Regions from separate parts of the Homo sapiens genome. Here region 1 is linked to region 2. A link is a contact called in ENCODE Hi-C or POLR2A ChIA-PET data. All regions are on one chromosome and are shown on one strand. The core of a region is the stretch at or near the end of the contact, and the rest is flanking DNA. Distances in the headings are between cores, read along the strand shown. Region 1 has its middle 340 kb from the start of LINC01091. Region 2 overlaps LINC01091 (long intergenic non-protein coding RNA 1091).

Region 1 (5,766 bases), core at 308-2,807, 200 kb after region 2:
TACTTCTTTTCTGCTTGTAAAATTATAAATGGGTCCAGAGTCTTTTCGTTGCCTAGCACATTGTTTATCAAACTGTGCTCAGGAGCATCATCAGCAGCTGCTGCAGGGAAGCAGGGCCCACAGCGGGGCTTTGATAGCCACTCCCCTTCAAACACAGCAGCTCTGCTGTTGGAGCATTTCTGTCAGGGCACTTCGAAGGGTGGTTGCTCCAAAAGAATTGGAAAGCCACCATATTAAGTCTAATTCTCTAATTTTACAGAAAAAGAAGCCAAATAGAAGTTAAGAAAATTGACCCAAGGCCCAAAGGAACACCAGGGATTAAGCCCTGCTTTTATTTATTTTATATTTTAGTATTTCCGCCTGAAGCTGAGTCTTCTAACTCAGCTTCAACACATTGTTACTAAGTTATCACTGTGATGGTTATTTAAAGAAATTAGCAAATTAAGAGGCTTGGAATAGAAATTCACCTTCTGAATTTTAGCCCAATTAATTGCTATATAATACATGTCTAGTGAAAAATATATTTTGGCATCAGACTCATGGTTATTTTCAGATAGAGATTTTGACTATGCAAAAAGATGACTATGAGATAACATAGCAATCTTTTTCTCCAATAATCCTACATATTCAAATTAAGGGTGAATGATTTATCCATGTGACAAGATATATGGTAAAACAATATTACCCAACACTATATTAGGCACTTGTGTCTCCTGCTTTAGGGATCGCAGAAACTTTCTGTGCCTGGAGGGTATAGTGCCAAATACCAGCCCTATATATATTCAGAAAACACTTTTCTGCATTTCCATTACCTTTCTTCAGTGTTTTTGGCAGAAGTGGTGAAGATTTTGTTACTAGGCACTATAATAATGATGGCACTGGTGCCAATATTTTCCTCTAAGAAGAAAATAATAATTGCATTCACTATATTTAACCTGCCTGGCCAAAATAATTTCTGCTTAAAACCACAATGATGAAGCTAGGAAGTGTGACATTTTTGGTTTTCCTACCAAAATCAGTTAAAAATCTTGTTTTGAATTTGATATAGGTTATTATGATGAAATTCTTATTGGCTTTAATTTATTTGGCTTATGATTTTAATTATGTATTCATTTTTATAACAGCTTGCAGCTGATTAGTATTTTGTCAGGATGGCAAGCAAGGATATGTGTATTCCTTAATATTTGCTCTGAATTATTTGTTTATTATTCTTAATAACTTCTTGAAAAATCTTAATCAGAAAGAAGTTATAGAACAAAGAACTCCAGCCTTGGTCATAACATGAGGAAATAATTTTAGCATTCTGAAAATATGCTGAAGGATGAGACCAGCAAAAATAGGGCGGGGCTTCAACAGCCTTCTCTCTGTACAAACAACAGCTGGATGTGCCTGTTGCCACTGGTGGGGATGGTAATGATGGAAAAAAAACAATGTTTTTTTTTTAGTGTTGGAAAGTTTTCAGTGAAATCATGATGTCACCAGGATATGTTTTGTCTGTGACTATAATTTGCATAAGTTCCTTCCCATGGAACTATGTAAAATACAAAGGAATGTTTTATAGTACGTTTTGCCTCTGTGATGCCAATGCTCTTAACAGTCCATGAAGTAGACATCATGAGCAAAGAATTTCTTTTGTACATTCTCTCAAAGTAAGAACTAATGAAAAAGGAAAGAAAAAGGCTGTGCAAAGACTATAACTTTCACATTGTACTCACAGAAACAACAAGACTGTTTTGCATTCCTGATCTTTGACTAATATTTTAACTTTGTACTACATATTTTTGAGACCAGGATCTACATTCCTTTGTACTTATAGTTTGAGATGTGTTCTCATTTTATTGTTCTTCCTGTTATAATTACTTTGTGCGTTTTTTCAAATTCCTGTCTTTGAAAGATTTCAGTCATCAATCAAAAAGTATTTGAGACAAATTTTGGAGGTTTGGTTTGATATGAAATAAAGAAATGTCTTGATGTAGAGTAGAGGAGTTCAAGTATCCAATAAAATGTCTGGAAATCAAGAGCCATTGAGTGCTTACCCAAGAATTTTAATTTCAAAAATACTATTTGAACCTTGTGGACATGTTCAAGTTGGCTCATGAGTCTCCATGTGAATCAGATGATATAAATAAAATAATGAGGGGCATGGTCAGGTGAAGTGGTGTAAACATCAATGTGCCAGAGACATCCATCTCTAACTTCCACAATACTTTTGCAAATGTAATAGTTGAAAATAATTATTTTACATTTACTGATGACTTTTATTTCTGGTAATATAGCTGATTAGGTGATCTGAATCAACATTCCCATTGGAAACAAATAAGAAATACTGGGTAAAAGTTTTCAAAAAATTATTGAAAGCACCAAATAAGTGGGAACATTAAAAGGCTTCACAGGACAACTTCTAACAAAAAGCGGGAACCTGGAGCAGTAAGGCAATTACTGAAGCCATTTTTATCCTGAAAGCCTTTGTTGAACTCGGTAAACTTGACCTTCAGTTTTGAGGTCTCCACTAGAACATAAAGTTCTGAAGTCAAGGCTCAGGGTCTGCCCAGGGCGAGGAGTCAAGTAGCAGCTCTTCCCTGAAAGCTGAAGTAGCAAAAAGCTATATCCTCAGGATAAAGGTGAACAGGAATTAAACTATCCCCATCCGTCTCACCCCAGAAGAGTGCAAAGAAATTGGCCTCAACCCTGAGCCAAGCTAGAGGAAAAAACAACTTCCTGAGATGTTGTAATGACTGCCAGCTGTCTCATGGATTTATAACAACAATTAACACTATCTGTATTTATCATGCAGTGTAAACTGTGATTTAATTTTCAGCAATTCTTTAATTATTTAAATGATTGGTAGTGTTTCCAGGTACCTGGCAGAAACAAACGTGAATGTTTTTTGGAGGCATCTGCCTTAACCTTAGGCTTCAAAATTGGTTACAAATAAGTAACCCCCAACACCTTGAAAAAATAATCAAAGCATACAAAGGGGAAAAAAACCACAAGAGCAGAACAAGAAGGAAGAACAGACAACACAAAGATACCTGCAAAAAATTTCTCCTATTTTTGAAGCAAATATGAGAAAACAAAGTCCTCTGAATATTCAAAGCCCGACCCTCCTTATACCCTCTGACGGAATATAATCGACTGTGTTATTTCTCCTTTCCACCATTATTTTTGTTTACTCACTTCTTGTTTACAAAGAAATCCTCCTGTATTGAAAGAATAATGTAGGGCCTCATGCTGTAGGGCCTCATTCAAAGTCTCTTTGAAGAAAACAGTGAGACCAGAACAGATACAGGAGCTTTTCAAGTTTAACATACAGAAATTTAAATTGCCATTTTGCCAAGGTTAACACATTGAACATCAGCAATTTTATATGCTTCAGCATAGTATATTAGTTGAGCTAAGCTGCTGTTTCAAGGAGACATTAAATACAGAGAATCAAACAGTATAGTTTAGTTATCTTTCAAGTAATAGTCCAGATATGATTAGCTCATGGCTTATGAAGCAACTCTCTTATCCTCAACATAAGACTTTCAAAGTTTCTCTAATTTTTCCATTTTATAGCCATCTAGCAGAATGAAAGATGAAGCCCAGGGCAAACACATTTCTCTAAAAAGAGTTAAGAGAAAAGTTGAACACATTTCATTTGTTTATATCCCAGTGGCCCCAAATTAGTTAAATGGGGTCGTCCCTAATTTCAAAATCTGTGCCCTCAATAATTTCTCCTCTTATTTTCTCCTTTATTGAGGTTTCTGTTCTACTTATTATTATTTTTGTTTGATTAGAATCCTTTATCTAGCAATTATCTCCAATGGAGTATACTGTTTTAAAAACATTTTTGAATCCTTGGATATTGATACATATCTTTTTTTTTTTCATGCTGCCAAATGTTCAATTCTCTTCTCATTTCCTGTATTGCAGATAAGGTCAATGTGAAATATTATTTTCTGTATTCCTTTGTAAATAACCACTTCTTTATGTTTGGAGGCGTATTACGATGTTTCCTTGGAATTCAGGGTTTTATCAGGATATATGCAATATTAACATGTGTCTTTTTTTTCAGAGACCTTCCTGGAACTCAGTGAGCCTTTCTAATTTGAAAATTCAAGTCATCCCTCTTGTTAAATAACTAAATTTGGCCTAAAGCTGCTTTTGTAATGTGACTTGCAACCTAACCTAGTATGCAAACAAACTGCAACCTAACTTGAATATATTCTTATAACAAATAGTTTAGTCCCAGCCAATCACAGCAGCTGAGCTTCAGCCAATCATAGGCTACCAGCTGGTTAGATCATGTCCATATCAGACAAATGCCTCATCACACCATGCCCAAGTAAGACAAACACGGAGCTATAACCAATCAGTCTGTTTCTTTACATCACTTCCTTTGTCTGTCTATAAATACTGCCTGCCCATGTTCTTTGGTGGAGCTCTCTGAAGCTCTCTTGGTTCTAAGCAGTGCTTGAATCATGAATTGTTCTTTGCTCAAGTAAATTCTTAAATTTAATTTGTCTAAAGTTTTTATTTTAAGAGGCTACTCAAAGGAATTTTAAAACGTTATATTTTCAATGATTTCCTCTCCAACATCTGTCATTTTTCCTTCTTCTGGAACTCCTATATTCCTATTTTAGTTCTCCTTGCAAGATAGGCCCTATAGCAAGAAGGTAATTGAATCAAGCTGTGTTAGGCTGTGGAGCTCGCACCTGATGCATGACAAGCTCTTTATTGTGCCCCAGCAATCATACTGTGCATTGCATACCTCAAGACTGATGACATACACTTGGCCTAGGTGAGAGTTCCCCAGCAGTTTTCCAGACAAGATACCATCCTGGAATGATCTAGGCTTATGTACACATAAGGCCGACTTAAAAGGGGACAGGTATGATCTTGGACAATGAATGTGATTTACTTGGGGGCTATTAACTGCAACTCTGTAGACCTTAGAGGCCAGAATATTTGCACCTCCCTTGGAGAGTGTAATTGATCTTGCTGCTGCGTATTTGAATTCTTCTGCCTTTTTTCTGAACACTTTAGATGGAAACAACTTGTTTGATTTACCCAAGCAGTTTTGGCTTCTGTGCTTTATCTTTCTGTCAATTGTACCAGTTGTGAGTATTTATCAATAGTCTCCATGCCCTCCTGAATCTGTCCTACAATTCTAATATGTTTTTGGTATGTTTGCCATTTATTTATATTTCTTATTCTATATTACCAGACCTTTGAACTACCTGATCATTCAGTTTCATTGTAATTCCTTCCTCTTCGATACACCATGATTTCTTTTTAATTTAAAAAGAATCTTATTTTTTTAAGTTTAGAAAAGTTGTAACGTGTATGTGTGTGTGTATGCATGCACTATCATGAACTTCTGTATTTTTGTTATTATTTCATGGGCCCCTTGTCTTCTCTTTCCTCTAACAGTGCTGTTTCACTGTGAGACGCCTATTCTGGGTCTGGTGCTTGTTCTTCCTTTTGCTAAGTACTTTGTCCCTTTAGGGTCATTACAGTTATTCTGTACCTATTCATTGGGCTTAGTCCTGGAAGCAGAAGAGGCAGCCACCTTGTGGATAGTGGTAAAGGTGTCAGTCTTTTCTATTGGGGAAGGTGATGTATTGGTCAAGAAGTAGTCAGTATCCTGTTGAGGTCCCTTGAGGATGTCTCTGTGTTCTTTGTTCACCACAACTTCAAGTGCTAGCACTCTCCTGGCCTCAATCAACCTACCCAGACCCCTAGTGAAAGAATCTGTGGAGGCAGAGATAAGGGCCGATTCTT
Region 2 (5,191 bases), core at 964-3,463:
ATTAGGAGAAGAGCTGGTTGCAAGTAACACTAAAATTTAAAATGAGATCACTTATTTCTCTCTTATTTTATGCCTGGAGGAAAGAAATACAATGTAAGTGATCAAGGCTTTGTGGAGCAAAGCCTCAAGGATCTAGGTGCCTCATTGCTTGGAGTTTTACTACATAAGGCCTCTATTTTTAAGATAACGTCAAGGTCCAAGAAGGCTGCTTCAGCTCTAGCCATCACATCACTTTCCAGGTGGCAGGAAGAAGAAAGATGATGAGCCTACTCTCTCCCTTTAAGGTTATTTGGCATAGGTTGCATGTATTACTTCAATGTGCATCCAGAATTTAGACAAATAGTCACAACTAGGTGCAAAATGGCTAGGAAATAAGAGTATTTCAAATACCCAACTAAAGTTCAGGGATTCTATTACTATAGAAAATGAAAAAATAATTAGTGACAACTATTACAGTTTCTGCCACGGATAACTTTCACTTTTCTCTCTGTCCCAAGTCTTACAAGTCTATAATTTTAAATCCAGTCTGAGCATGTTTTCAATGAAACCTATTCTTTCCAATTTGTTTCTGAGTAGCAAAAACACTTTCTAATGCCCTGAGACACATTGCAGGTGAAGAATGGAATTAGGAAAAAAAGGAATGGCAAATGGATTTTCAACTTGCTCTGGGCATCACTAAAATTCCACAGAAACAGTAGCATCATTTCAGCATGACCAGTTCCCCTCATTCACAATGACTTTAATGTTGCAAAACAATTCAGATTCCTCAGGCACCTGGCAGCTGCGTGCCTGACTCAGTCTTTCAAATTGAGACACAGTTGGGACCTCAACTCCTGCTGCCTGACCTGCAGAGCATTTTCCTCTCCGTAGTTTTAGGAGGTGTCATCAGCCCAGTAGGGGAAACTCTTGGCAAACCCAAGGCGTTTTCCTTCCAGAAACTCAATGATCCTGCCTCTGTGAAAGGGCCAAATTTGTCAGTGGGAAAAGAATTTTAAGAAGTATCATGAAATAAACTGTGTTGCCATGCTCTGAATATTGACCCTTAGTAATAAAAGGTTCTTACATTTTCAAACATGGCGTTGGAGTCATCTCTTTAAATAATTAGCAAGAAGGGAGACAAGATGCAGGAGTTCACTTGGCTCTTTGAAAAGGAAAACTTTAAAGTCAGGTACGTTGGAAAAAAGTGAATCAAAACATAGGTACCTATAATCTTTCATAGTAAAATATTGGGGTTATTTTTTCTAAGATCCTACATGTGAACAAAAGAGGAGTGCCACAGTCTTGTATGTGCCTATATAGATGATATTTATTCTTAGGCATTTTTCAAGTTAAATATTTATTACTACTAGAGAGTTGCCCTGTTCTTCAATTATTTTTTTTCTTGGTCTCTTCCCTCACACAATTTAAAAATGATCCAAATGTTCCACTCACTGAGTGTGGGAAGACATAGAACAGAAGGAGGGGAAGAATGACAGAAACTCAGTGAAGGCCTTCAGAACCGTTTGCCAAGAAACGTTTTGGAGAGGTTAATGATACTTGAACACTAATGCTCTTCAGTTGCTTTTACCTTGAAGACATCCAGCTACTGTGTGTAGTTTAAACTACCTATCTACAAGCAGCAATTCTAATTATCATTGCCTCTTCTTATACCCAGAAATATTTGGCTGGATCAAGTTAGTTCTCAGATGTTGGTCAGTTTTCTGAGTTTTAAAAAGCGTTACTCATTACAACATTTGGAGCCTCCATTCTTTGTCCTTTACGGACATGGTAATATCAGTTTCCAAATTCAGAACTGTGACAGCATTCCGGTGGAGTATCCAAACTTGTTTTTATAGTCTTGGACAGAGAAGAAAAGAAAACATACTGGATAAAGTATGAGGAGTTTTTCCTTCTGCTAAACTCCCCCCACCTCCCGAACTCAACCAGAAAGAAACAAAATTAAAAACAAAGGAACCAGAAAATAAATGTGTGTCTGGGAATCTGATGGATTAGTTTCCTCCTAATATACCTGCTTCAGTAAATGCTTGCAGGAGAAATGTTTGCCTGTTCCTCAAATGTCATAGCTTTCCTTTGGTCTCTCTGGGTGGATCCAATTTCTCGGCAGTGTGATGTATTCCTTGTTGTTTCCAGTATTTTCAATGAACAGGAATCATCTGGTATATAATCCATGGCTGGGCTGAAGGCTGAGTGCAGCTGGCCACAGCTGTGCTAGAGTAGCCTGAGAAGAGAACTGCTCATATAAGGTTGTTTAAGAAGGTATTTGCAAGTGGAGCAGACAATGGGCTCGGTGCCAATCTCAGTCAGTGACATGGGTTAACCTTCTGTAGGCATTATGTGGTCATTGGTGGCCACAGAAGTGGACTTGAAAAGAAAGTGGAGTGTTCACTACCCGATGGCCTGTTTCACAGCTGAGTTTCAACCTCTTTGTGGCCAGATGAGCCTAATATAGTAAAAACTTTTTCATTCATTCTCGCCTTTTAAAGCTTTTCACTACAAATTTGTCTTTGGAGAAGTCTTAGCAGTGACACCACTTTTCCATTAATATTGGAGTGTATATTTACATGGACTCTTTAAATAATTTGTGTCTGATTGATTCTGAAAAGCATGCAATGTCTTTTGTGTGGGAAGAGCTAGTTCTTATAGAGTGCAAATTCATGGCATGCGGATGCTCTGGGGCAGCAGGAGAGCAGGAATGATTAAGACAAAAAGAACAAAGAGGATGAATTGGCAGAAAGGGCTTGGAGGGTATGTTTGGCTTTAGACAGACTAAAGGAAGGACACTGAATTCATAGAGTAAGGTGGTGTTGGGTGTCATTAGTTAGAAAGGAAAAGGTCAAGTCCCTAGAAAAAGCTATACGCTAGCAAGAATTCTCCAGTACTAAGGAATTAAACAGGCGGGGCCTGGACTCAAGAAGATGTAGGGGTCCCTGGATGGAGGAGACACTGAGACAATCTTTTGGCAAAACAGAGGATGTTTTCATTTTTTCCTTTTTTGTACTGATGACTGTGTGTAGGTGCTTGCTGCCAAAGGGAGAATTGTGGGCTGTCCCCTCCTGATTTAGCAATGCCAGAGGTAGTCAACCTTCTGAGAAGAACTTATACACATCTACTGTGAAGTTGGTAGTGGCTCTGTGATTCTCTTATTTTGAAAATTCACTGCCGGGTGAGTTTTAGAAGTTCTTTAGTACTTTACTTAAAATTTTCCCCCCAAATTAGCAGGGAATAATTTAAAATCATTTTCAAAATTCAGAGAAGTGGTTAAAGATTGTTTACCCTACCCACTGCTTTTCTTGCAACTGAATAAGACAGCGTATTAGGAAAAATGAAGCATCAGAATTGAACAGTACTTACTAGGAAGTTCAGTGTGTTCTGTGGTATTGTAGTGTACATTTTCCTGAGAAGGCTAAATAAACCAAGCCCAACTGGCATGCGTAATAAAACAAAAAATTGATATTGTAGTTAAGGAAAAAGCTATGAAGATAAAGGCAGCTTGAGATAGACATTTCTTGATGGCATTAACAAAGGTAGTACAGCTTGAGCTAAGTCTCTTAAACTATACTGCTAAGTAGTGTGGGAGGTAGTGGCTATTCCCTCTATCTACTGCTCTCTTTTTCTCTCTGTCTCTATCTCTCTCCATATTTTCAGAGTAGTGGACAAGTGTGTATGATGAGTACAGGTGGAAATTTGCCTGCAAGCCCAGTGAGAGGGTCAGCACCTTCCCTGATTAGGTCAAAGCCAACAAGGATAAGGGGCAGGACAAGTTCTTCCCTCTTGATGGGTGCCCTGAAGGTCCAGGACTTCAAGCAACTCAGGCCAAGAATTTGCTTTCAGTATCCTTTATACAAATAAATACAGTTAAATTAGATGGGCTGGTCATACTGTTCATTGAGCAATAGCAGTTCTACTCCTTTACACACACTTAACCCTCTGTCTTCATATAAAGAACTTCCTTTTAAATTCATGCCTCAAAAAATTATAAGAGTTTCATGCATCTTTCAAAAATGAGTGCTCATTGACTGCTTTTGTGTACACTTTACCAAACTCTTAACTTATGCAGTAGGAAAAATTTAAAAGACATAATTCTTGCCCAGTGAATGTCTTAACACATATAGTAACCTAAGGTATGTATTCCAGTATAAGAGCTATAGAAAAAGTAACTATGGGCTAGAGTTAGGGGAATTAGAAAGACAAATTTTTATGAAAACCAAACATTATATATACCAAGTTTTCATGGGCTCTGGTGTCTGATTTTTTTTCTGTGCACCTTTCTTGATATTGTTAGCTATAGATACTTAGGCATGGGTTGATAGATACATATACAGGTTGAAAGTTGATACACATTCTTATTTGTTTCCCACAATTGTTTTCTCTTAATTTAACGAGGCCACCAAAACCAGTGGGGAAAAGCCAATGTGGAAATTTTTGAAAAAAATCCCACATATAGTATTCACATTTTGAATGAGAAAACCCAGAGGAAAAAAAGGTGCTCAATACATGGGGGATGATGGAAAAATATTTTATTATGACGTGGCCTTGACCAGGCTACTATTTTTGCTGGACTAGAATGTGTTTTGTTATAATTTTTCATTTTATTTTATTTTATTTTATTTTACTTTAAGTTCTGGGATGCATGTGCCGAACATGCAGGTTTGTTACATAGGTATACGTGTGCCATGGTGGTTTGCTGCACCTATCAACCTGCCATGTAGGTTTTAAGCCCCGCATGCATTAGATATTTGTCCTAATGCTCCCCCTCCCCTTGCCCCCCACCCACTGACAAGCCCCGGTGTGTGATGTTCCCCTCCCTGTGTCCATGTATTCTCACAGTTCAACTCCTACTTATGAGTGAGAACATGCGATGTTTGGTTTTCTGTTCCTGTGTTAGTTTGCTGAGAATGATGGCTTCCAGCTTCATCCATGTCCCTGCAAAGGACATGAACTCATTCTTTTTTATGGCTGCATAGTATTCCATGGTGTATATGTGCCACATTTTCTTTATCCAGTCTATTATTGATGGGCATTTGGGTTGGTTCCAAGTCTTTGCTATTGTAAATAGTGCTGCAGTAAATATATGTGTACATGTGTCTTTATAGTAGAATGATTTATAAACCTTTGGATATATACCCAGTAATGGGATTGCTGGGTCAAATAGTATTTCTGGTTCTAGATCCTTGAGGAATTGCCACATTCT

The links. A loop is a pair of places that touch in the nucleus more often than their neighbours do. ChIA-PET counts read pairs that join two places held with the same protein, here RNA polymerase II (POLR2A). Pooled maps may share reads with other maps.
Region 1: a loop to region 2 is called in a map of heart right ventricle, with 1.9 times the contacts of the local background. The contact joins two enhancer-like sites. A Hi-C loop is called at or near these places in 13 of 168 maps with a recorded cell type or tissue (Caco-2, Calu3, HCT116 and 8 more), 1 of 37 single-sample maps with no recorded cell type and 5 of 50 pooled maps. POLR2A ChIA-PET finds 5 or more read pairs at or near these places in 2 of 52 experiments (A549 and HEK293).

What each region holds. Positions count from the first base shown.
Region 1 is chr4:123,984,979-123,990,744 of GRCh38, forward strand. No RefSeq gene overlaps it. Among named protein-coding and RNA genes, the nearest start is that of LINC01091, 340 kb to the left of the region's middle. Within about 2 kb of position 1,558, at least 14 of the 41 ENCODE cell types and tissues checked have a DNase peak (open chromatin) inside an H3K27ac peak, as active enhancers do; they include heart left ventricle and heart right ventricle, where a contact is called at or near this core.
Region 2 is chr4:123,784,903-123,790,093 of GRCh38, forward strand. The region is part of intron 3 of LINC01091 (long intergenic non-protein coding RNA 1091); the gene reads left to right. Among named protein-coding and RNA genes, the nearest start is that of LINC01091, 140 kb to the left of the region's middle. Within about 2 kb of position 2,214, at least 14 of the 41 ENCODE cell types and tissues checked have a DNase peak (open chromatin) inside an H3K27ac peak, as active enhancers do; they include heart left ventricle and heart right ventricle, where a contact is called at or near this core.